2 separate regions of the Homo sapiens genome follow, and region 2 is linked to region 1. Evidence: chromatin loops called from intact Hi-C (ENCODE). Cell type or tissue: gastrocnemius medialis. All regions are shown on one strand. Links, peaks and the distances in the headings refer to the core of each region. The heading gives the core; the rest is flanking DNA.

Region 1 (12,360 bases), core at 2,951-10,950:
ACACTTTCACTTGTACTTTGATTAATGTTCAGTGAGCTTATTAATTTGACATATTAAATTTCCCATTTAAACACTATTTATAAAGGTAATAGAATTTTCTTAAGCATTGTAAATTTATAAAAGCATACAGATTTAACAAATCAAATTCTCTTACATATTTAAACACTGTTTATAAACTTCATTTATTAAATTCCCTTAAAGATGCCAAATCCACACATTGCTGTAACTGATGGTCCCAGGTGCTTCATTCCCCCACCAAGGCAAACTGATACTGTACTCTGTAAATCACCTTGACCCATTCTCAGCCCCGTCCTGAGCACTTATAGACTGAATATTCCTGTAGGAGTCCTCCTGAGCACTGAAAGGGCATTGGTTAGGAGCATAATAAATAATAAATAAAGAGGTGATGAAGAGCCTGAATAGAATTCCTCATACAGGGCAGAGAAGGGCATTCCAGGCAGTGAATATCATACAACCCAAGTTACTAAATTGTTTGGGAAAAGTCACAGTTTACATCTAGCCTCATTCCCCTCTCAAATCATGTAACTGAATGTGAGCCAGGGACTTAGTGAAGTCATAAGATCTGTAGCTTTAGATTTATAAAAGTGGAGAATATACCGTATGTATGGTTTTGTGATCTGCTTTTATTATTTGTTTTTTGAGACAGGGTCTTGCTCTGTCACTCAGGCTGGAGTGCAGTGGCATAATCTCAGATCACTGCAACCTCCGCCTCCTGGGTTAAAACAATTCTCCTGCCTTAGCCTCCCTAGTAGCTGGGACTATAGGCGTGTGCCACCACGCCCGGCTAATTTTATGTATTTTTGGTAGAGATGGGTTTCAACATGTTGGCCAGGCTGGTCTCGAAATCCTGACCTCAAGTGATCTGCCCACCTAGGCCTCCTGAAATGTTAGGATTACAGGGGTGAGCCACCATGCCTGACCTGTAATCTGTTTTTATTTTTATACATTTTAAAACAAGTAAGCACTTTTTACATGAGTAGACTTCTATATTGTTAATAGCTGCAGAATACTTTATATGAATCTACAACAATTTTTTCCTTTTTTAAAAGGAACATTTAATAATGTTCCTTATTATTGAACATTTAGATTATTTGACAGAAAACACAAAGAATATTCCTGTAGCTGAATTTTTGCTTGCATCCTTAATCATTTTTCCAGGATAAATCCCCAGAAGTGGAATCACTGGGTCAACAGATAAATACATTTTTAGAGCTTAGGTTCATACTACAAATTACTCTCCAGAAAGATTGCTCCACTTTTTTTCTTTTCTTTTTTTTGAGATGGAGTTTCACTTTTGTTGCTCAGGCTGGAGTGAAATGGAATGATTCTGGCTCACTGCAACCTTCGCCTCCCGGGTTCAAGCAATTCTCCTGTCTCAGCCTCCCTAGTAGCTGGGATTACAGGCACCTGCCACCATGCCTGGCTACTTTTTGTATTTTTAGTAGAGACAGGGTTTCACCATGTTGGGCAGGCTGGTCTTGAACTCCTGACCTCAGGTGATCCGCCTGCCTCAGTGTCCCAAAGTGCTGGGATTACAGGTGTGAGCCACTGCGCGCCTGGCCAGATTGCTCCAATTTATACTGCCAGCAACAGAGTGTAAGAAAGCACTATTTGTGCTTTTTAAAAATGGTCCTCTTGTTCACAGTTTAAGGCCTTTGGCTGTAGATTTTATTTTTAAATACTGTATTTATTTTTCTGATTACAGTAATAACACATGGATTATACAAATTCAAATATTAACAAATATATGGCTAGGCATGGTGGCTCACACCTGTAATCCTAGCACTTTGGGAAGCCAAGGCAGGAGGATCGCTTGAGCCTAGGAGTTTGAGAACAGCCTGTGACATATAGCGAGATTCCAGTTTCTGCAAAAAAAAATAGCTGGGCATGGCGGTGTGAGCCTGTAGTCCTAGACACTTGGGAGGCTGAGGTGGGAGGATTGCTTGAGCCTGGTAGGTCGAGGCTACAGTAAGCTGTGATTGTCCCACTGCACTGTAGCCCAGGTGGCAGAGTAAGACACTGTCTCAAAAAATATATAAATTAAGAAAAATAAAAATATTTATAAAACCATATGCTAATACTTTGTAACTTTTTTTTTTCAATTAAACATACATCTTGGACATCTTTTTATGTCAGTATAATTAGAACTGTCTCATTTTTTTTCTCCTTCCTTCCTCCCTACTATCTTTCTGCTGAGTCAGCGGTATGCCGGGACCTTCTTGTACAGGCTTGAGAGCGCCAAATACGCACATCTCTTTACAACTTCAAGTTAAGTAACATCATCTTACCTTGGTAGCTCAAAATGGACCATGGCACCAGGCATGATGGCTCATGCCTGTAATCTCAACACTTTGGGAGGCTGAAGTGGGAGGATCACTTGAAACAACCTGGGCATAGTGAGACATGGTCTCTTAAGTAAATAAATAGGGCTGTGGTGAGAGAACATGTACCCTGAAAATTGTCAAACACTACAAATCAAAGTTTTGTTTTTGGACAACTTACCAGCACTCACAGTGGCTAATTATTATTATTTATTTATTTTGAGACGGAGTTTCGCTCTTGTCACCCAGGATGGAGGGCAGTGGCATGATCTCAGCTCACTGCAACCTCCGCCTCCCGGGCTTCAGTGAGTCTCTGAGTAGCTGGGTTTACAGGCGCCCGCCACCACGCCTGGCTAATTTTTTGTATTTTTGGTAGACACGTGGTTTCATCATGTTGGCCAGGCTGGTCTTGAACTCCTGACCTCAGTGATCCACCCGCCTTGGCCTCCCAAAGTGCAGGAATTACAGGTGTGAGCCACCATGCCCAGCTGGCTAATTGTTAATATTAATACTATTCTGTTGAATAGAAGTACCATAATTTATTTATCCAGCCCCTATATTGGAAAATTGAATTGTCTCTAATTTTTTTAAATTATAAATAGTATCTTTTTTTTGAAACAGTCTCATTCTATTGCCTAGGCTGGAGTGTAGTGGCACAATCTCAGCTCACTGCAACTTCCATCTCCTGGGTTCAAGAGATTCTCCTGCCTCAGCCTCTCAAGTAGCTGGGATTACAGGCATGTGCCACCACACCTAGCTAATTTTTTTTATTTTTAGTAGGACAGGGTTTCACCACGTTTGCCAGGCTGTTCTCAAACTCCTGACCTCCAGTGATACGCCCGCCTCAAAGTGCTGGGATTACAGGCTTGAGCCACCGCAGCTGGCCTAAAATTACAAACGGTACTTCAATGAACATCTTTGTGCATGTATTTTTTTATACTTATGTGAGTGTTCTCATAGAATGTATTCCTAGAAGTAGAATTAGTAGGTCAAAGGGAAGGAATATTTTTAAATTTAATAGATACTAAAAAGCCTTCTAATACAGTTTTACCATTGTACATTTCTGCCTAGAGTGTATGAATACATATTTCCCCTGTGAGTTTGTAATTAAGTTAAACTCAATTGGAAACATATGTCAAATTCCATTTCTTTCAAGGAATGGTAGGACTTTCAGCAAATGAGTCTAATCTATTTACTATCCTTTGATCAAACATTCAAAACCAATCATTATGAATGTTAAAAGGAAACTGCATAACAGAACCATAGGGAAAATTAATGTCTTGACTTGCAGCTTGTCAGAGACAGATGTTTTCATAACTGAGTTCATTTCGGTCTCCAAAGTAAATAGGTTTTTTTCTAGTAAATAAGAAATCAATAAATATTTAATTAATAAATGAAGGTTTAATGCTTTGGGGAACAACTTTGTATGGAACTCCTTCACAACATTGTGCAATATTTTCTCAGAATGGATTCCCAGAGATGATATTAGTGTGTCTAAAAGTACAAAACATTTTGGGCTCTTAATACAGATTGCCAAATTTCCCTCCAAAAAGTTATACCGTTTATACTTTCCTTGAGATTTGTCTGCCTGCACTATCTTTTAAAAGCAAATTAATTTGATAGTTGAAAGTCACCTCTATTTTATTTACAAGTATTATTTACTAATGAGGTTGGACATTTTTGGTGCCTTTATTGCCAATTTGTTTTTCGTTTTATCTATTTGTTCTTAGCTCTGTTTTATAGTTGTGTAATACTATTTTTCTTATTGACTGTTAACTATGTACACATTAAGAATATTACCCTTTTGACATATTTGTGACAGATATGTTTTCCTAGGTTGTTTTGGTCATTGTTCTCTTTTCCTGCTGCTTTCTGGCCTATTACTATGCATTTTTCAGCATGTGCATTTGTTTTCTTTGTTGTCTTTTAGGTGATACTGTAGCTAACTTCAGTTTTCTTAGCCCCTATTTCTCCTCTCCTGTCCCACTTAGAATTGCTGATAAAACTTTATTTACAATAAAATCAGGCAGCTGGCCCATAGGCCATAGTTTGTTGATTTGATTTTTCAAAATATTACATTAACATACCATTGATCTTGGCCGGGATCAGTGGCTCACGCCTGTAAGCTCAGCACTTTAGGAGGCTAAGATGGGAGGATCACTTGGTTCAAGACCAGCCTGGACAACATGGCAAGACCACATCTGTACAAAAAATACAAAAATTAGCTGGGTGTGGTGGTGTGAGCCTGTAGACCAGCTACTCAGGAGGCTGAGGTGGGAGGATTGCCTGAGCCCAGGAGGCGGAGGCTGCAGTGAGCTGAGATTGTGCCACTGCACCCCACCCTAGGTGACAGAACATGACTCTGTCTCCAAAAAAAAAAAAAAAAAAAAAGAAACATTTATCTTGATTACTAAAATTTTGGGTGTCACCTTAAATTTTGTGCTTTTCTCACCTCACTCTAGTCCTGTTCCTGCCTGAGGCCCCAGAATGCTTTACACCCAAGTCCATGCAAGTTATGAGGCTTCTGCTATGTTCAGTTAGGTGGAGCATCCTGAAAAAAAATAGTTTATCAAAGCATTTCCAGCTTCAACTAAGGCACAGAATTATGTGAATTTGCTAGTTGCTTAATATTTTTCTGCTCTCCTGAGATGGTTTGTCTCAAGACAAGCCTGGAGCACAAAGTGAGATGCCATCTCTACAAAAAATTAGCTGGGTGTGGTGGTGCACACCTGTAGTTTTAGCTACTTGGTAGGCTGATGCCAGAGGATTGCTTAAGCCAAGGAGTTGGAAGCTGTGAGCTATGATTGCACCATGGCACTCCAGCCTGGGTGACAGGCTATAAATAAATAAATGGAGATAGTTTGTCATAAAGCTCATCATAATTGAAATGATAAAAATCATATTTAATAGTTTTTTGGCATAATGTATATTAAAATGTGAAACATGATAAAAATAAGTTATATACATTTTATTTCATTTGTTTTTTTTAAGAGGGAGTCTCGCTGTGTCACCCAGGCTGGAGTACAGTGGCATGATCTTGGCTCACTGCAACCTCCGCCTCCTGGGTTCAAGCAATTCTCCTGTCTCACCCTCTTGAGTAGTTGGGACTACAGGTGCCCACCACCATGCCAATTTTTGTATTTTTAGTAGAGACAGGGTTTCACCATGTTGGTCAGGCTGGTCTTGAACTCCTGACCTCAGGTGATCCACCTGCCTCGGTCTCCCAAAGTGCTGGGATTACAGGCGTGAGCCACTGCGCACAGCCAATTTTATTTATTATTACTTTTGGGGTGCAGATATTAATAATCATGATCATGTTCTTCAAAATAATAAGCACTGCTGGGTATGGTGTCATGCCTGTCATCCCAGCTACTTGGGAGGCTTAGGGAGGAGGATTGCTTGAGGCCAGGAGTTCAAGAGCAGCCTAGGCAACATAGTGAAACCCTGTCGCTAAAAAAAAAAAAAAAGCACTGCTTTGTATTTCTACAGGTAATTTACACTTACCAGATATGTAAGCAGCAATTCTTTGGAAAAAAAAAATAAAACCAGGGGATTCTAGTAAATTCTCACTGGATACTGTTTAAATATGTTGGCCTAAATTGCCACTTACATTTAAGAGATATTTGCCCTGATTAATATGCAAAAGAACAGTTGTCCTTCAGTCAAAATGCAGATTTGAACTGCTTTATGGTAAAACACTGTGTTAGTTTCCTGTCGCTGCTAGAACAAATTACCAGAAACTTAGTGACTTAAACACAACACAGACATATCATCTTACCGTTCTGGAGTCAGAAACCCAAAGCTGTCTTGCTAAGCTAAGATCAGGTTGTCAGTAGAGGGCTGCATGCCTTTCAAGAGGCTCTGGGGGTGAATCCATTTCCTTGCATTTCCCAGGTTCCAGAGGCTGCCTGCATTCCTTGGCTCAGGGTCTCTTCCTCTGGCATTCTTCTCCACCCTGACCCCTGCTTTTGTTGTCACATCTCCCCAGACTCTGACTCTCCTGCCTCCCTCTTTCTCTTATAAGAACGCTTGTTATTACATTGGTCCCACCTGGAAGATCCAGGGTCATTTCCCCATCTCAAGATCTTTAACTTTCCCATCTGCAAACTCCCTTTTGCCATGTAAGGTAACATATTCACAGATTTCAGGAATTAGAACATGAACATCTTCAAACAGTCATTATTCTGTCTGTTGTGGACCCTATTTCTGAAATTTCTAATAATGAAACCAAAGTTGGCATTATATCTCTGCAAAGGGATGGAGAAAGCATTCTTATTTCACCGTACTTTAGACCTTGGCCAAAAGCTAACAGCATTTGAAGACAAACTCTTTAGCTACTTGTTTTCTTAGAATTTGGGAAGTTTTGAAATCTAAAGGGTTTTGAATACCTTCTAAGATTTCACTCTATATAATACATAATATCTATCTATGCTATGCTAGATCCCTATTAACTTTAACCAGGATCACACCAGGTTCAAGGGGCTGAAGAAGAGACCCAGAGCCAGCAAACAAGACATAGGGTTTTGTTTGGGGGAACTTACATACAGGGACAGTCCAGTGGTGGCCGGCTGGACAGAAGAACTGCAACCACTTGCAAAAGGCATGCAGTGTATGTAGCACCCTCACTCAGCAGGATCCCCCCCGGCAAACCTCACATGGCAAACCTCATTTCTTTCTTTCCTTTTTTTTTTTGGAGATGGAGTCTCGCTCTGTTGCCTAGGCCGGCGTGCAGTGTCATGATCTCAGCTCACTACAACCTCTGCTTCCTGGGTTCAAGCGATTCTCCTGCCTTAGCCTCCCAAGTAGCTGGGATTACAGGCACCTGCCACCACACCCGGCTAATTTTTGTACTTTTAGTAGAGCTGCGGTTTCACCATATTGGTTAGGCTGGTCTTGAACTTTTGACCTCAAGTGATCCACCCACCTCGGCCTCCCAAAGTGCCAGGATTACAGGCGTGAGCCATTGCACCCAGCCGGCAACACTCATTTCTTAAGTTATTGCTGCTGCCAGGTGCATCTGCCATTCAGGGTATGCTTAAGTTAAATTATTGCTGTCAGGTGCATCCACCCTACAATCCAGAACATGGCAACACTGCTAAAGCCTTGGCTGTGCCTGCACACACACACATGAGCTGTCCTGAGTAGCCAAAACAGCTGACAGAAAGGTATTGAGATCCTGTGTTTCACACGTAGGAAAACCTTAGACCACACAGTGATTCCACCTCTTCACATGTAGTTCTAATAGTTTCATGCTTGACTTATAGTTCTAATAAGCTTGGTAATCTGATTTTCAATCCTTGGCTGACTTGCAGTAGAAAATTAGGAAGCCAAGAAGGGAAGCTCTAGGCAGATAAACTGACAGACCTAAAAAGACTTGAGGAAACATATTCTAGTTAATAATGTGCCTCATTTATATGATATAGTCAAGTGCAATAAACATATACTAAACCTGTGCATTTAAGTCAAAAAAAGGAAGGTGGGAAAGAAGAGGTGCTTTAAGTAAAATTCTCAAACCTTTGACCAACCACTACCTCTCTGGGCTTTTACTTATTCATATAAAAAAAGAAACATTTAAATAATTTAATGTCTAGGCTCCTGTTTACTGTAGAATTCTATGATTTTAGGTGACAACAAATAGCTTGCCAGCAAGGAGTCAATCAGGAGTATTGTGATATGTACTTTTTGTTTTTTTTGAGACAGGGTCTCATTCTGCTGCCCAGGATGGAGTGCAGCGGTGCGATCATGGCTCACTGCAGCCTCAACCTCCTGGGCTCAGGTGACGATCCTCCCACCTCAGCATCCTGGGTAGATGGGACTGCAGGTCCCATTTTTAAAATGCCTGGCTAATTTTTAAAATTTTTTGTAGAGACAGGATCTTGCCATGTTGCCCAGGCTAGTCTCGAACTCCTGGGCTCAAGTGATCCTCCCGCCTGGTTCTCTCACAATGTTGGGATTATAGGCCTGAGCCACTGAGTCTGGCCTTTGTCCTATTTCTTAAAAATTATATTTGCTACTACCATGACTACTACTCCAGTGCTTTACCAGCACTTAAATACCTCCAATGTCTGGGACAATTAGGAGTGAGGCAGACAGGGTAAGCATTTCAATCATGTCAGAGGCATCGTTTTCATAACCAGAACAATAACGAATATTTATGATGATTTAACCTAAACAGCAATTAATAAACAGCTCTTGTGTGCCAGGCACTGTGTCAGGTGCTAAGTCTTCATGGGAAATAAATTTATTCTTATATGTCTCGGGAGACAGGTGGAAAGCAATTTGGCAGTAACTACATTAAAACTTTTAAAATATGTAAATATTTTGATCCAGAATTCTTACTCCCAGAAGTTGTCCAAGTTTTTGCTGGACAATTGCAAGTGCCCAAAGATATCTTTCAAAGATGCTTACTTCTGCGTTATTTGTAAGAGTGAAACACTGGAAATGACCTAAACATCCAACATAGAGTGAGACCTATATATACCAATATGAAAAGCTGCCCAACATATACTGCTACATGACAAAAGAAAGTTGTAAGACTGTATCTTTTATTTTGTTGATATATAGATATGAGTATTTGTATACAATATCTGGAGACATATACAATAATTTTTTTTCTTTTTCTTTTTCTTTTTTTTTTTTGAGAAAGGGTCTGGCTTTGTTGCCCAGGCTGGAGTGCAGTGGTACGATCTTAGCTCACTGCAACCTCTTACCTCCTGGGCTCAAGCAATCCTCCCATCTGAGTCTCCTGAGTAGCTGGGATTACAGGTGAATGCTATCATGCCTGGCTAATTTTTGCATTTTTAGTAGAGATGGGGTTTTACCATGTTGCCCAGGCTGGTCTCGAACCCCTGGACTCAAACAATCCCTCTGCCTCAGCCTCTCAAAGTACTGGGATGACAGGTGTGAGCCACCCCGGTGGCCAACAAACTATTAACAAGGGGCAGGATTATGGAGACTTTTCTGTTTTGTTAAATGTTCATTTAAAAGTAATAAACACATTACACAAGAAAAATAACAAACGTAACAACAAAAAGAATAATACAAAATGAAAGGCAAGAAATTAAGTAATACATTTTACAAATATTTTCATGGGGAACTATTGAAAATTTATTGAAAACAACATGTTTTCCAAGAATTTAGAATGGAAAAGTTGTTCCACCTGCAGCTTTCTGATTGAGTAGCTGGATGCTGTGATCTTTCACTCAGTTACCCCCTCTTCATCCTGGTTGATTTCCAGCTTTCAATAAAGCTTTTCACCTGACGCAGGATAATAGCGAGTGCATGTGTGCTGGTTTGTTTACTGTGAGTCTCTCAGAGGAAATCATGTGCATCTGTCTGTTTACTTTTCCGTGGAACCTAGAAGGTCACCTCTAAAAATAATCTTGCTCGGTGTTAGAGTTTCTGTGACACAGAGGTACATACCTCACATGCTCTCCACAGTTAGTGCGCTAAGCCAGGCATATCTAGTTCCCAAATGACTCAGATCAGAGAAGGAGGGGAAGGCAGCTGCCAGCTAAGATGTCTAGTGACTGATTTAAGAGCAGATGCAGAGGAAGCCCTTTACAAAATGGGACACACTCATGGCTGCCTTTCTAGATCAGTGATGTTGAACTTTTAAATATGTTTATTGGCTTTTTGTATTTCTTCTTTGTAAGTTTCCAAAGGAAATATTAGGAGAATTTCTGAACCAGAGCCCATGCTATGGCTATTTGACTTTGCAGTAGACACATTTGGATGCCTTTTCACTACCTCCTTTGGCCCCGAAGCTCTTGTTAAAACAGGTGCGCCTGAGGAACTGCGTTTATGCGTGAAGAACACTCTCCATTTGCCCCTGACGTCTGCCTCACTCTTCCCAGATTGAACCTTTATTATCCCATGCTGGGCTGGGACCTCATTATGGAAGGCCTCGAAAGCCAGCCTGCGGAGGTTGAACAAGGGAGTAGGATGATGAGAGTTCTGCTGTAAGAGATTAACCCAGCATCAGTGTAAGAGACTTGAGAGGGAAGAATGGGTAGAGAAAGAGATCAGTTAGAAGTCTTTTATTGGCTGGGCATGATGGCTCACACCTGTAATCCCAGCACTTTGGGAGGCCAAGGCGGGCGGATCACCTGAGGTCAGGAGTTCAAGACCATCCTGGCCAACATGGTGGAACCCCGTCTCTACTAAAAATACAAAAATTAGCGGGGTGAGGTGGCAGGCGTCTGTGGTTGAGGTGGCGGGCGTCTGTAATCCCAGCTACTTGGGAGGCTGAGGCAGGAGAATCACTTGAACCCAGAAGGCAAAGGTTGCAGTGAGCCAAGATCATGCCATTGCATTCCAGCCTGGGCTGGAGGAAGACTCCGTCTCAAAAAAAAAAAAAAAAAAAAAAAAAGAAGTCTTTTGTCAGCTGCTCTGCCTATGGAGTAGCCATTCTTTTATTCCTTTACTTTCCTAATAAACTTGCCTTCACTTAAAAAAAAAAAAAAAAGAAGCCTGTTGTCCAAGTCAGAAACAATGAAAGCCTGAGCTAAAGCCACGAGCAGGAGAGAAGGGAATAGAAAGAGATAAATTGAAGAAGCAAATCTATGAAATTGTACAGCTGATTGGATCCAGGATACAAAGGAGTTCCGTAGGTCCCAGAAGACTCCTAGATGTGTGCTGGAAATTGTAGTGCTGCTGTGGAGATGTCACACACTGGGCTCTACCTCGTCCTCTTATGCCTCTTCGGGGATCTCATGCCAACAACTGTTTTGTCATCTATCTTCAATTATTTACTGCCATTGATTCCTTCCCATGAGGCCTATTTAAGAATCTCCACATTTTAGAACAAAATAAACCAAACCAAACCATACCAAAACAAACCTTCCCTCTTGAGAGGAAGAATAGACTACTAATGTCCTTATCGTAGAAGTAGGGAGTCAAGAGACACTATCCATGATTAATAGAACGAAGAAGGGAGCTTAAGTAGGTTGCAAAGAGGGCCAGTGGAGAGATTGAGAATGGTGATGCAACCACTTTGGAGGAGAGGGGAACGAGAGGAGTGTAAGTGAACTAAATTCTCATCCAGCATATCAGGAAGTTAATAGAGAATGTCTAAGGCGGATAAATCAAGAAATAGTTAGGCCAGGAGGTGAATTAGTGATCTGGAGGTTACTACAACACAGAAGCAGTTCAAAGTGCTTGCCTCTTCAGGGTGGCTCGGGACTGTTGCTTTTTTGAACCATTTGCGTGTATTTCTTTGATGAAATTTTTAAAGCGTTTTTTCCCTGTTTTTTAACATGTCAAAAAGAGCCTTTATTACTTTAGTAGTAGCCTCTTATGCTTCCTTGCCAGACACTTTTGGAGAAGGTGCTCCCTGGGCCAACACTTTTTGACCCTTCTGAGCTTTCTGAAGAAGTGCTGCCTTCTGGCCTGTGGCTTTCTGGGCAGGAATCTTCCGGGCTGGAGCCTTCTTGCCCGCAGTGATCATCTTTTTTGCTGGGACTTTAGCAGCAGGTGCTTTTCTGGTAGAAGCTTTCAGGAGAGCTGCCTTTCGAAGCTTCCTAAACTCATTTTTTGTTTGTTTGTTTTTTGAGACAGAGTCTCGCTCTTGTCGCCCAGGCTGAAGTGCAATGGCACAATCTCGGCTCACTGCAACCTCTGCCTCCTGGGTTCAAGTGATTCTCCTGCCTCAGTCTCCCAAGTAGCTGGGATTACAGGCACGCGCCACCACGCCCAGCAAATTTTTGTATTTTTAGTAGAGACAGGGTTTCACCATGTTGGCCAGGTTGGTCTCAAACTCCTGACCTCAGGTGATCTGCCTGCCTTGGACTCCCAAAGTGCTGGGATTACAGGCGTGAGCCTCTAACTTCATTCTTAATTATTCTTTTCCTCATTTTCTTTGCCTTCATGGCTTTAAAACAATCAAAATCTGTCATCTTGGCTTTCCTCTCTTTGGCTTCAATCTTCTTGGCTTAGTGTGGCTGCCCATTTTGCATTGAGGTCTACCTGCTGCCAGGCTTGTTGGACATACCTTTGGTGGGTGCTATGTGGGAACTTG
Region 2 (12,360 bases), core at 2,968-10,967, 270 kb before region 1:
AGACATGAGTCACTGATCCTGGCTTTAGGATTACTATAGTTAATAATCTGACATTTTAGCTAGCAGAGGCTGGCCGGGCGTGGTGGCTCACACCTGTAATCCCAGCACTCTGGGAGGCCAAGTGGGTGGAATACCTGAGGTTAGGAGTTCGAGACCAGCCTGGCCAATCTGGTGAAACCCCATCTCTACTAAAATTCAAAAACTTAGCCGGGCATGGTGTTAGGCGCCTGTAATCCCAGCTACTTGAGACCCGCGGCAGGAGAATCACTTGAACCCGGGAGGCGGAGGTTGCAGTGAGCTGAAATCGCACCACTGCATTCCAGCCTGGGCAACAAGAGCAAGACTCCATCTCAAAAAAATAAATAAATAAAAGATAAATAAATAGCAGAGAGGATTTTGAATGTTCCCAACACAAAGAATGATAAATGCTTGAGATAACAATAATTACCCCAATTTGATCATTACACATCATATAAAGGTATTGAAATAGCATGCTGTACCCTATAAATATGTATAAGAATTACGTATGAATTTAAAATAACAAAAAACAGACCATGGCCAGGGGTAGCAGCTCACGCCTGTAATCACAGCACTTTGGGAGGCCAAGGCAAGATTTGCTTGGGCCCAGGTGTTTGAGACCAGCCTGGGCAACTTAGACAGAACCCACCGTTTTTCAATTAAAAAAAAAAAATGGAATGTAGTGACATTTTCCTGTAATCCTAGCACTTTGAGTGGCCAAGGTGGGCAGATGGCTTGAATTCAGGCGTTCAAGACCAGCCTGGATAACATGGCAAAACCCCATCTCTACAAAAAAAAGACAAAAATTAGCTGGGCATAATATCCCGTACCTACAGTCTTAGCTACTCAGGAAGCTGAGGTGGGCAGACAGCTTGAGCCCCAGGAGGTCAAGGCTGCAGTGAACCAGGAGCATGCCACTGCACTCCAGCCTGGGTGACAGAGTGAGACCCTGTCTCATAAATACGTAAACAAACAAAGCTGGACACAGTGGTGTGTGTCTCTAGTTCCAACTATTCAGGAGGCTGAGGTGAGAGGACTGTTTGAGCTCAAGAGTTCTAGGCCAGCCTGGGCAACACAGCAAGACCCCATCTTTAAAATTTTTAAATGCTAAATGGTTATTTTAATATATTTAAATATATACAGATAATATATAACACCTGGATTTACTTCAAGCTAATCCAGTGGGTGGGAGAGAGACAATGGATAAGGTAAGGTGAAAAAAAAAACTACCCATGAGTTGGTAAATGTTGACTGGGTGATGGGTACATAAGTGTTCACTGCCCATAAACTTTCCCATTTCTGCACATGACTCTAGATATCTAAAACTTTCTACAATGACCAGAGAACCAAAAACCAAGACCACATACCACATAGCCAGAAACAAGGGTGAAAATAAGAGAACAATAAAACAGAAGATTAAGATATTAGTTACAATAGGTAATACATTCAAGATATTAGATAAGCTGAAGAATTCCAGCAAAGTTATGAAGAATATTAAAAAAAGAATCAGGGAGACTGACTAAAGACACCTAGCATTCATCCTACACACAAGAAAGGACAAAGGTTAACAAATAAACAGCTAAGATCTGACAGGTGTGTCAGAGAGACCATCTGAGTGCAGTTGGGGAATGGAGACACACCTGTTGGTGACAAAGTCCAGGAAGGCAGTATGGAAGCATCCAGCCTCTGCAGCCCCATCTCCCCTCACCCAGATGGGATTTGCCTGCAGTCAGCAGGGACTTCCTGATGCAGGGAAAAAGTAAGCAGAAGATCCCTCACCAGCACTCCCATTACCACCACAAACACCTACACTCCTTACAAGTGGCGAATCGGCCAGGTGCGGTGGCTCATGCCTGTAATCCCAGCACTTTGAGGAGCTGAGGCAGGCGGATCACTTGAGGTCATGAGTTCAAGACCACCCTGGCCAAGAAGGTGAAACCCCATCTCTACTAAAAATATAAAAATTAGCCGGGCGTGGTGGTGGGTGCCTGTAATCCCAACTACTGAGGAGGCTGAGGCAGGAGAATCACTTGAACCCAGGAGGCAGAGGTTGCAGTGAACCAAGATCGTGCCACTGCACTCCAGCCTGGGCAACAGAGTAAGACTCCATCTCAAAAACTATAAATAAAATAAAAAGGAGAATCCCACAGTCCTTGCAAGCCCTGAGCCCAATTTAGACAACTGCTGGAAATCCATACAGCTGCACTGCCCAAATTAGGAGCACAAGGAATGTGCTCCCCAACCCCCACCTACCCCCAGTGAAACAAGCTGTGGCAGTGCAACACCATCTTGAAACCAGAGCCACCTCTGGAGTGCACCCTCTGGGGGCCAGTAGCCACTGCACCTCTGCAGCACTTCAGCTCCATCTTCATTACACCAAGGCCACACAGGTGAATGAATGCCACAACTATAGCTGCAACTTTGGTCCCGCACAGCAGGGAAAACCAACTCCCACAACCAGACCACACTTCAAGCCAAAGGAACAGTCTGACAGTCCCATCCAGGACAAACCTGCCCATAAGCCAACCAAGCCACTATAAGCTCTCTCCAAAGTAGTGGAGGCCCGCAAGCCAAAGAGCATGTGATACACCCCAAGGTTAGTGAAGCAGCCATGCACCCTTACTCAGTGCCTAAGAAAAAGGCTCCTAGCACCTCTGCCCCATGTAGACATGCTTCTGGCCTCCCGAACAGCCCTGCGCCCCCAATAAGGGCCTCAGAAACATTACCACAGGTCGTCCCTGATGGGCATCCCCCCAGGCCAGCCAGGCAGCCAAGAGCCCACATCCCAGTCCTAAGAAACAGCCCAATGGGCAACACCTGACAGACACATCTAGGCTGGCTGAGCAGTTGTGCACCTGTGTCCTAGACCTGAGAAACCATGGGCCACTCCTGCCAGGCACAACACCAAGCCAATTGAGCAACCACATGCCTGTGCTCCTGGCCAGAGTAACAGTCCTGTGGCTTCAACCCCAGCAAGCCAGACCCCAAGTTGGCCAACTCACCATATGCATACATGTGTCCCTGACTTGAGAAACAGCCCAATGAGCCAACCCCCCTGGCAAAGCTGCACCACACACTTCCTCATCCTAGGCTGCTGAGAAACTCTCAAATGTCACTAGTACAGATTACAGATGAAGAAACTACATTACTGTGTCCACACAGAACCAAGGCCAACACACTCCACTGATCTAAGATCCACTTATATAAATTAAGTCTTTCCCTATAAAATTTACTCCATAAAATTGAAAGGGGGGGGGTTCCAACAATGTGTAGAAACAATGTAGAGAAATCAACAGAGAAAAAAGAAACATGACATCTTCAAAGGCAAACAGTATAATTCTCCTGTAATAGACCCCAATCATAAAGAAATATATAAAATGCCAGAAAAAGAACTCAAAATAACGATCTTAAGGAAACTCAGGAGGTACAAGGGAATACAGGTAAGAACTTTAATGAAATAAGGAAAATAATTCATGATTTTAATGAGAAATTCAACAAAGAGGCCAAGCACAGCACCTCACACCTATAATCTCAGCACTTTGGGAGGCCAAGGCAGGTGGATTGCTTAAGGCCAGGAATTCAAAACCAGCCTGGGCAACGTGGTGAGACCCCATCTCTACAAAAAAATATAAAAATTAGCTGGACATGGTGGTGAATGCTTATAGTCCCAGCTACTCAGAGGCTGAGGTGGGAGAATCACCTGAGTCCAGGAAGTCAAGGCTGCAATAAGCTTTAATTGCGCCACTGTATTCTATCTAGCCTGGGCAACAGAGTGAGACCTTGTTTCAAAAAAAAAAAAAAAAAAAAAAGAACTCTAAAAGCAGCAAAAGAAAAGCATCAAGTCACAAATAAAAGTATCTCCACCAGACTAACAGATTTCTCAGCAGAATCCTTACAGGCAAGGAGTGAATGGGATTAACAGAGTTAAAGTACTAAAAAAAAAACAAAAAAACAGCTTATCAAGATTATACCCAGCAAAGCTGTCCTGCAGAAACGCAGGAGAAATAAACCTTCACAAACAAAGAAAAACTGAGGAAATACTCATCAGTAGATTGCCTTATAAGAAATGCTCAAGAATTTCATATATGGAAGAGCAAGCAAGGAACAAAGGATATATAATGTAGTAACTAAAAAACAATCAATAAAATGGCAGGAGTAAGTCCTCACCTATCAATAATACCTTGAGCACAAATGATTTAAATTCCCCCATTTAAAAGTTATACACTGGCCATGCGCAGTGGCTCATGCCTGTAATCCCAGCACTTTGGGAGGCCACGACGGGCAGATCACTTGAGGTCAGGAGTTCGAGACCAGCCTGGCCAATATAGTAAAACCTCATCTCTACTAAAATACAAAAATGAGCCGGGCATGGTGGAGTGCGCCTGTAATCCCAGCTACTCAGGAGGCTTAGGCAGGAGAATCGCTTGAACCTGGGAGGCGGAGGCTGCAGTAAACCAAGATCACCCCATTGCACTCCAGCTTGGGTGACAAAGTGAGACACCATCTCAAAAAATATATATAAAAAATAGAAGTTATAGACTGAACAACAACAAAAAAATTCAACAATATGCTGTCAACAAGATACTAACTTCATCTTTAAAGTCACCCACAGAGCCTGGCCAACATGACAAAACCATGTCTGTACTAAAAATACAAAAAAATTGGCTGGGCACAGTGGCTCATGCTGTAATCTCAGCTACTTGGGAATTTGAGGCAAAAGAATCGCTTGAACCTGGGAGGAAGAGGTTGCAGTGAGTCAAGATTGTGCCAGCCTGTGCAACAGAGCACAACTCTGTCCCAACAAAATAAAGACACACATAGACTAAAAGTGAAAGGACGGGAAAAGACATTCCATGTAAACAGAAACCAAAAGTGAGCTGGGGTAGCTTTACATATATCAGACAAAACAGACTTCAAGCCAAAAGTTGTAAAAGGAGACAAAGAAGGACACTATATAATAAAGGCATCAATTCAGTAAGGGGATATAAGAATTGTAAATACACACGCAACCAACACCAGAGGACCCAGATATACAACATAATTAGATCTAACGGGAGAGACAGACCTCAACATAATAATAGTTGGGGACTTCAACAGCACTGGACAGATCATCTAGACAGAATATAACAAAGAAACATAGTTTTCAACTGCATCATAGACCAAATAAAACCAACAGCTATTTACAGAACATTTCACCTAATAGCAGCAGAATACACATTTTTATAGCAGCACATGAAACATTCTCCAGAATTGACCATATTTTAGGACATAAAACAAGTCTCAACCAAATTTTAAAATAACTGAAAAAATCATGTCAGCTATCTTCTCAGACCACAATGGAATAAAAATAGAAATCAATACAAGAGAAATGCTGGAAACTATACCAATACATGGAAATTAAACAACATGCTCCTGAATGACCACTGGGTCAATGAAGGTATTAAGATGGAAATAAAATAATGTCTTGAAACAAATGAAAATGCAAATACAACACGTCAAAGCCTGTGGGATACAGCAAAAGCGGTGCACTGCTAAGAGGGAAGTTTATAGTAATAAATGCCTATGCCAAGAAACTGGAAAGATTTCAAACAACCAATGATGCATCTCAAGGAACCAAAAAGAACAAAACCAAAATTAGACAACGAAGATCAATAAAGATCAGAGCTGAAATAAACAAAATTGAGACTAAAACAAATTACAGGAGATCAAAGATCAGAAAAAAGCTGGTCATTTGAAAAGATAAACAAAATCAACAAACCTTTAGCTAGACTAAGGAAAAAAGAGACAAGACCCAAATAAAAGAAATCAGAAACAAAAAAGGAGACATCATAACGGATACCACAGAAGTACAAAGGATCATTAGAGACTGCTGACCAACTACGCAGCAATAAATTTAAAAACCTAGAGGAAATGAACAAATTCCTGAACACATACAATCTACTAAGATTGAACCAATAAGAAATAAAAAACCTGCCAGGCACGGTGGCTCATGCCTGTAATCCCAGCACTTTGGCAGGCTGAGGTAGGCAGATCACGAGGTCAGGAGTTCAAGACCAGCCTGGCCAATATGGTGAAACCCCGTCTCTAATAAAAATACAAAAAATTAGCCAGGCATGGTGGCAGGCACCTGCAGTCCCAGCTAGTCGGGAGGCTGAGGCAGGAGAATGGCTTGAACACGGGAGGCGGAGCTTGCAGTGAGCCCAGATTGTACCACTGCACTCCAGCCTGGGCAACAGAGCGAGACTCCGTCTCAAAAATAAATAAATAAATAAATAAATAAATAAATAAATAAATAAAAAACCTGAACAGACCAAAAACAAGTAATGAGATTGAATCAGTAACAAAAAGTCTCCCAAGGAAAGTGCAGGACTGATGGGTTCACTGCTGAAATCTACCAAATATTTACAGAAGAATGAATACCAATTCTTCTCAAGGTATTCCAAAAAATTGAAGCAAAGTTAATTCTTCTGAACTCACTCTACAAGGCCAGTATAACCCTGATACCAAAACCAGAAAAGGAAAAACAAACAAAAAAGAAAACTACATGCCAGTGTCCTTGATAAACATAGACACAAAAATTCTGAACAGAATTCTGGCAAACCAAATCCAACAACACATCAAAATGTAATAACCATGATGAACTGGGATTCAACCCAGGAATACAAGGATAATTTAACATACGCAAATCAATGGATGTCATACATCTTAGCAATAGAATGAAGGACAAAAACCATAGGATCATCTCAATAGAATCGGAAAAAGCATTTGATAAAATTCAACATCCATTCGTGATTAAAAAAAAAACTCTAGGCCAGGCGTGGTGGCTCAACGCCTGTAATCCCAGCACTTTGGGAGGCCAAGGCAGGCGGATCACTTGAGGTCAGGAGTTCGAGACCAGCCTGGCCAACATGGTGAAACCCCGTTTCTACCAAAACTACAAAAATTAGCCACAAGCTGTAATCCTAGCTACTCGGGAGGCTGAGGCAGGAGAACTGCTTGAACCTGGGAGGCAGAGGTTGCAGTGAACCAAGATCACGCCACTGCACTCCAGCCTGGGCGACAAGAGTGAGACTCCATCTCAAAAACAAAACAAAAACAAAAACAAAAAAAAAACACTCTCAATAAATTAGGTATAAAAGGAAAGTACACCAACATAATAAAGGCCATATATGACAAACCCACAGCTATCATCTTACTCAACAAGAGAAAGATAAAAGCTTTTCCTCCAGTAACTGTACCTGGACAAGGATCTCACTCTCACTGCTCTTACCCAACATACTACTGCAAGTCCTAGCCAGAACAAGACAAAGTAGTTCTGGGCATCCAAATTGGAAATGAAGAAGTCAAACTGTCCCTGTGTTTGCAGCTGCAGATGACATGACCTTATATATAGTAAAACCTATGCTCCACTAAAAACACACACCTCAGAGCTAAAAAATTCAGTAAAGTTGCAGGATACAAAATCACTATTTAAAAAAAATCAGTGATGTTTCCATATACAAACAATACACTACCTGAAAAGAAATCAAGAAGGCAATTTCATTTACAATAGCTAGGAAAAAAGTCTAACAGGAATAAATTTAACAAAGGAAGTGAAAGACCTAAAAACAGCTGGGCATGGTGGCTCACGCCTGTAATCCCAACACTTTGGGAGGCTGAGTTGGGACGATTACTTGAGCTCAGCAGTTCGAAACCAGCCTGGGTAACAGGGCAAAACCGTGTCTCTACAAAAAATTAGCCAGGTTATGTGCCCCCTCCTCCTGCTGTGCCTCAGCTGTGTAGAGCCACTTGACCCTCATGCCCTGTGCTGGCAAGAACACTCAGGTATGTGCACAGCTCTGATGTCACCCCTCCAGCCTGGCCCTGGCTCCCTCCACGAGGATCTGCTTGCAGCACTCACACTTGGCACCATTCTGTCCGGCCATCCTGTCTCCCCTGCTGTATGTGAGCACTGGGAGGGAAGGGGCCGTTTCCATTTCTTGGAAGGCCCAGTGCCCAGCACCATCCAGCTGTGTGCTGAGCAGGCAGTCAGTGAGCACCCACAGTCAGCCCTCACCACAAGCAGCTGTGGGTACTCAGGTTAGGATATCTGACGGGGACTCCTGTGTGCTCCAAGAAGGCAGCATGGCAGCCCCCGTGGAGCACAAGTGGCCCACACCTGACCTTGGCATGTTTCTAAGAGAACAGACTTGCTGACCTGTGACCCTTGCCTGTGTCTCACCGCAGGGAGGCAGGAGGCTGTGGGCAAAGGGTGGGCCTGGAGACCTGCTCAGCCATACCCTGTCACTATGTGGGTCACACACAGCTGGGTGGAGACCTCATGATGTGTGGCCCAGAGAGGTGTCTGGGTGTGGATTCTGTGGATGGCTGCACTGTGCCATTAGGACAGGGACTGCTGCTGGGCCAACAGGGTACAGGGAGCGGAGGATGTGGGAGGACAGGGGCATCCTAGCCTAGTGCAGGGACCACAGGAGGGGCAGTGTGAGCTCCCCAAGACAAGCTGCAAGGCCCTGGGCATCAGGCTGTTGCTTTGCAACCTTCTCCTCCCCGGTTCTGAGGGCTCACTGAGGCACCTGCCTGAGTGCTACACAGAAAGCCAGCAGCATGGCCGTCCCTCCCGAGCACTCATCTAGGGCATCAGGGTGGGCTGCTTGAGTCCTGTGGGGTTGCGGACATCAGCCTCTTCCTCCTGGCCTCCAAACACCACCACTCTGCCATCCCACACCTCAATTTCTCAAATTCCCTGAGGTCAAAGGGAAGTTGCAAGGGCTGCCATCCCTGCCTCCCTGGTGGTCCTGCTGGAGGATGTGCCCAGACAGGACATCAGGAGGAAGCAGGTCAATGGCTGCTGTATGAAATGTCATGGCAGCTGTGCCCAGCTGCAAACAGTGATTGCGGCTTCCTGTTCCTCCATGGAAGGAACTTGCTCTGCTGCAGAGGGAATTTCTCTTCATGCCTTTTCCCCTCCATTCTTCTTGAAAAAGTTGCCCTTTTTAAATTTTTTTTTTTTTTTTGAGATGGAGTTTTGCTCTTCTCGTCCAGGCTGGAATGCAGTGGCACAATCTCCGCTCACTGCAACCTCCTCCTCCTGGGTTCAAGCCATTCTCCTGCCTCAGCCTACCAAGTAGCTGGGATTAAAGGCGCCCACCACCATACCCGGCTACTTTTTGTATTTTTAGTAGAGATGGGGTTTCGCCATGTTGGCCAGGCTGGTCTCAAACTCCTGACCTCAGGCAATCCGCCTGCCTTGGCCTCCCAAAGTGCTGGGATTACAGGCGTAAGGCACCACACCCGGCCTACTTTTTTAATTTAAAAAAAAAAAAAATTTCGGGTGCAGTGGCTCACGCCTGTAATCTCAGCACTATGGGAGGCCGAGACGGGTGGATCATGAGGTCAGGAGATCGAGACCATCCTGGCTAACACGGTGAAACCCCGTCTCTACTAAAAATACAAAAAAATTAGCTGGGCGTGATGGCAGGTGCCTGTAGTCCCAGCTACTCGGGAGGCTGAGGCAGGAGAATGGCATGAAACTGGGAGGCGGAGCTTGCAGTGAGCTGAGATCGCGCCACTGCACTCCAGCCTGGACAACTGAGTGAGAGCCGCCTCAAAAAAAAAAAAAAATTTTTTTTTTTTTTTGGACTCAGAGTCTTGCTCTGTGGCCCAGGCTAGAGTGTACTTGCGATCATAGCTCACTGTAGCCTCAAACTCCTAGGCTCAAGTGATCCTCCTGCCTCGGCCTCCCAAAGCACTGGGACCACACATGGGTCCCACCACACCCAGGCTCTGCCCTTTGGAATTAAAGTCACCCAGGCAGGTTAAACCTCTTATACTTTCTGCGCCCCACCTCCCAGCCCCTGTAATGAGAAAGGCAGTAAATTTTGGAGCTTTATGGAGTCCCTGCCCTTCCTGAAAAGGTGGCTGCAGAGAGACTAGAGCTGGTTGGGGGAAGAGATGTCAGGAGGCCTCCTCTGGAGCCCAGGGCCACACAGCTCCCAAAGCCCCAGTCTCCCTCTCTGGGGCTAGAGGTGCCCCTGTGTCCCTGTAACTTCTGCTCGGCCACTCGGCTGCCCAGCCTAGGGCTGCTCCTGCCACCACTCAACAGGCACAGAAATGCGTAAGTGCCAAAAAAAAAAATTAACCAGGCATCTTGATGCATGCCTGTAGTCCCAGATACTTGAGAGGGTGAGGTGGGAGAATCAACTGTGCTCAGGTCAAGGCTGCAGTGAGCTGTGATGGTACCACTGAACTACAGCCTGGGCAACAGAGAGAGAGACTGCATTACAAAAAAAAAAAAAGAAAAAAGAAAAGAAAAGAAAAAAAAAAAAGGAAGAAAAAAGAAAAGACCTAAAAATATATATTGAAAGCTGTAGTAACCAAAACAGCATGGTACTGACATAAGAACAGATACATAAACCAACGGAACAGAACAGAGTGCCCAGAAGTTAATACACGTATCTACAGTCAACTGATTTTTGACAAAGGTGCCAAGAATGTTCACTGGGGAAAGGACAGTCTCTCCAATGAATGGTGCTAGGAAAACTGGACATCCATAGGCACAACAATGAAACTATACCCTCACTCCTCTACATAAACAATCAACTCAAAATGGCTCAAAGAACTAACAAAACTATAAGACTACTAGAACAAAACAGGGGAAATGCTTCAGGACATCGGTCTGGGAAAAGATTTTATGAATAAAGACTTCAAAAGCACAGGCAACAAACAACAAATGGAATTATGTCAAACTACAAAACTTCTGTATAGCAAAGGCAAAAATCAACAGAGTAAAAAAAGACAACCTACAGAATGAGACAAACTATACGCAAATTACTCATCTGAGGGGATTAACATCAAGAATTTACAAGGAACTCAAACATCTTAACAGCAAAAAAAAAAAAAAAGAAAAAATCCAATTAAAAATGCACACACAATGTGAATAGACATTTCTCAAAGATTATATACAAATGGCCAACAAATATGTGAAAAAAATGTTCAACATCACTAACCATCAGGAAAATGCAAATCAAAACCACAATGAAGTATCTTACCCCAGTTAGGATAGCTATTATCAAAAACACAAAAAATAACAAATGCTGGCAAGGATGCACAGAAAAGGGAACTCTTATACAGTGTTAGTGGGAACGTAAACTAGCACAGCCACTATAGAGAACAGTATCAAAGCTCCTCAAAAAACTACAAACACGACTACCATATAATCCAGCAATCCCACTGCTAGGCATTTATCCAAAGGAAAGGAAAACACTGTATCAGAGACGTCTGCATTCCCACGATTACAGCACTATTCACAGTAGCCAAGATACAAAATCAACCTACGTGTTCAACGATAGATGAATGGATAAACAAAATGTGATGTGTGTACACACACACACACACACACACACACACACACACACAGAGGAATATTATACATCCATTAAAAATAATGAAATCCTGTCATTTGCAGCAACATACATGGAACTGGAGGACATTATCTTATGTGAAATAAGCCAGGAGCAGAAAGTTAAACACCATAAGTTCTTACTCATGTGGAAGCTAAAAAAAGGTTCATCTCATGTAAGTAAAAAGTAGAACAGAGGATACAAGAAGGTGGAAAGGACAGGGGAAAGGGAAGAATAGGGAGAGATTTGTGAAAGGATAAAAATTACAGCTAGATAGGAGGAATAAGTTCCAGTGTTCTACATAACTGTGAAATGACTACAGTTAACAATAATACATTATATAGATTCAAATAGCTACAAAGAGGCCACAGAAGGTTCCCAATGCAAAAAAGGGATAAATGTTTGAGATGAATACACTAATTACCCTGATCTGATCACTATATATGTATCAACACATCACTATATGATGAAATTTTGCATAAAAAAATCACTACATATCCCATAAACACGTACAATTATTACGTCAATTAAAATAAATTTTTTAAAAAGCTATCTTCCTGCCAGCAGATGTGTTAAAAAAAAAAAAACTATCAAGACATGAAAATACATAAAGAACATTTAAATTCCTATTACTAAATGAAAGAAACCAATCTTAACTGGCAACATACTGTATGATTTCAACTATGTGATGTAGTAGGAAAGGCAGAACTATGGAGACAGTAAAAAGATCAGCAGTTGCCAGTGATTAGTGGGGAGGAAGGAATGAATGGGTAGGGCACACAGGATTTTAGGGTAGTGAAACTACTTTGTACGACACTGTACTGGTGGATATGTTATTACACATTTGTCAAACCCCAACAGTGAACCCTAATGTGGACTATGGACTTTGAGTCATAATGATATGTTAACGTAGATTCACCAAGTGTAACAAATGTACCACTCA

What was found. Peaks named below come from ENCODE experiments on the same cell type or tissue, not always from the same donor. Only the 100,000 strongest peaks of a DNase experiment are listed, where the experiment ranks them.
Region 2: a loop joins it to region 1, with 7 times the contacts of the local background. A loop is called at or near these places in 3 of 110 quality-filtered maps.

Annotation. Positions count from the first base shown.
Region 1 is chr2:61,698,434-61,710,793 of GRCh38, forward strand. It overlaps the pseudogene LOC647077. Among named protein-coding and RNA genes, the nearest start is that of FAM161A, 150 kb to the right of the region's middle. In gastrocnemius medialis, for the core only: no CTCF peak of the experiment used is centred there; DNase peaks (open chromatin) are centred at 6,998, 7,388 and 9,818; H3K27ac peaks cover 8,000 bases.
Region 2 is chr2:61,431,503-61,443,862 of GRCh38, forward strand. All of the region lies in intron 1 of USP34 (ubiquitin specific peptidase 34), which reads right to left. Among named protein-coding and RNA genes, the nearest start is that of SNORA70B, 20 kb to the left of the region's middle. In gastrocnemius medialis, for the core only: no CTCF peak of the experiment used is centred there; DNase peaks (open chromatin) are centred at 2,999, 4,739 and 7,879; H3K4me3 peaks cover 1,050 bases; H3K27ac peaks cover 7,885 bases.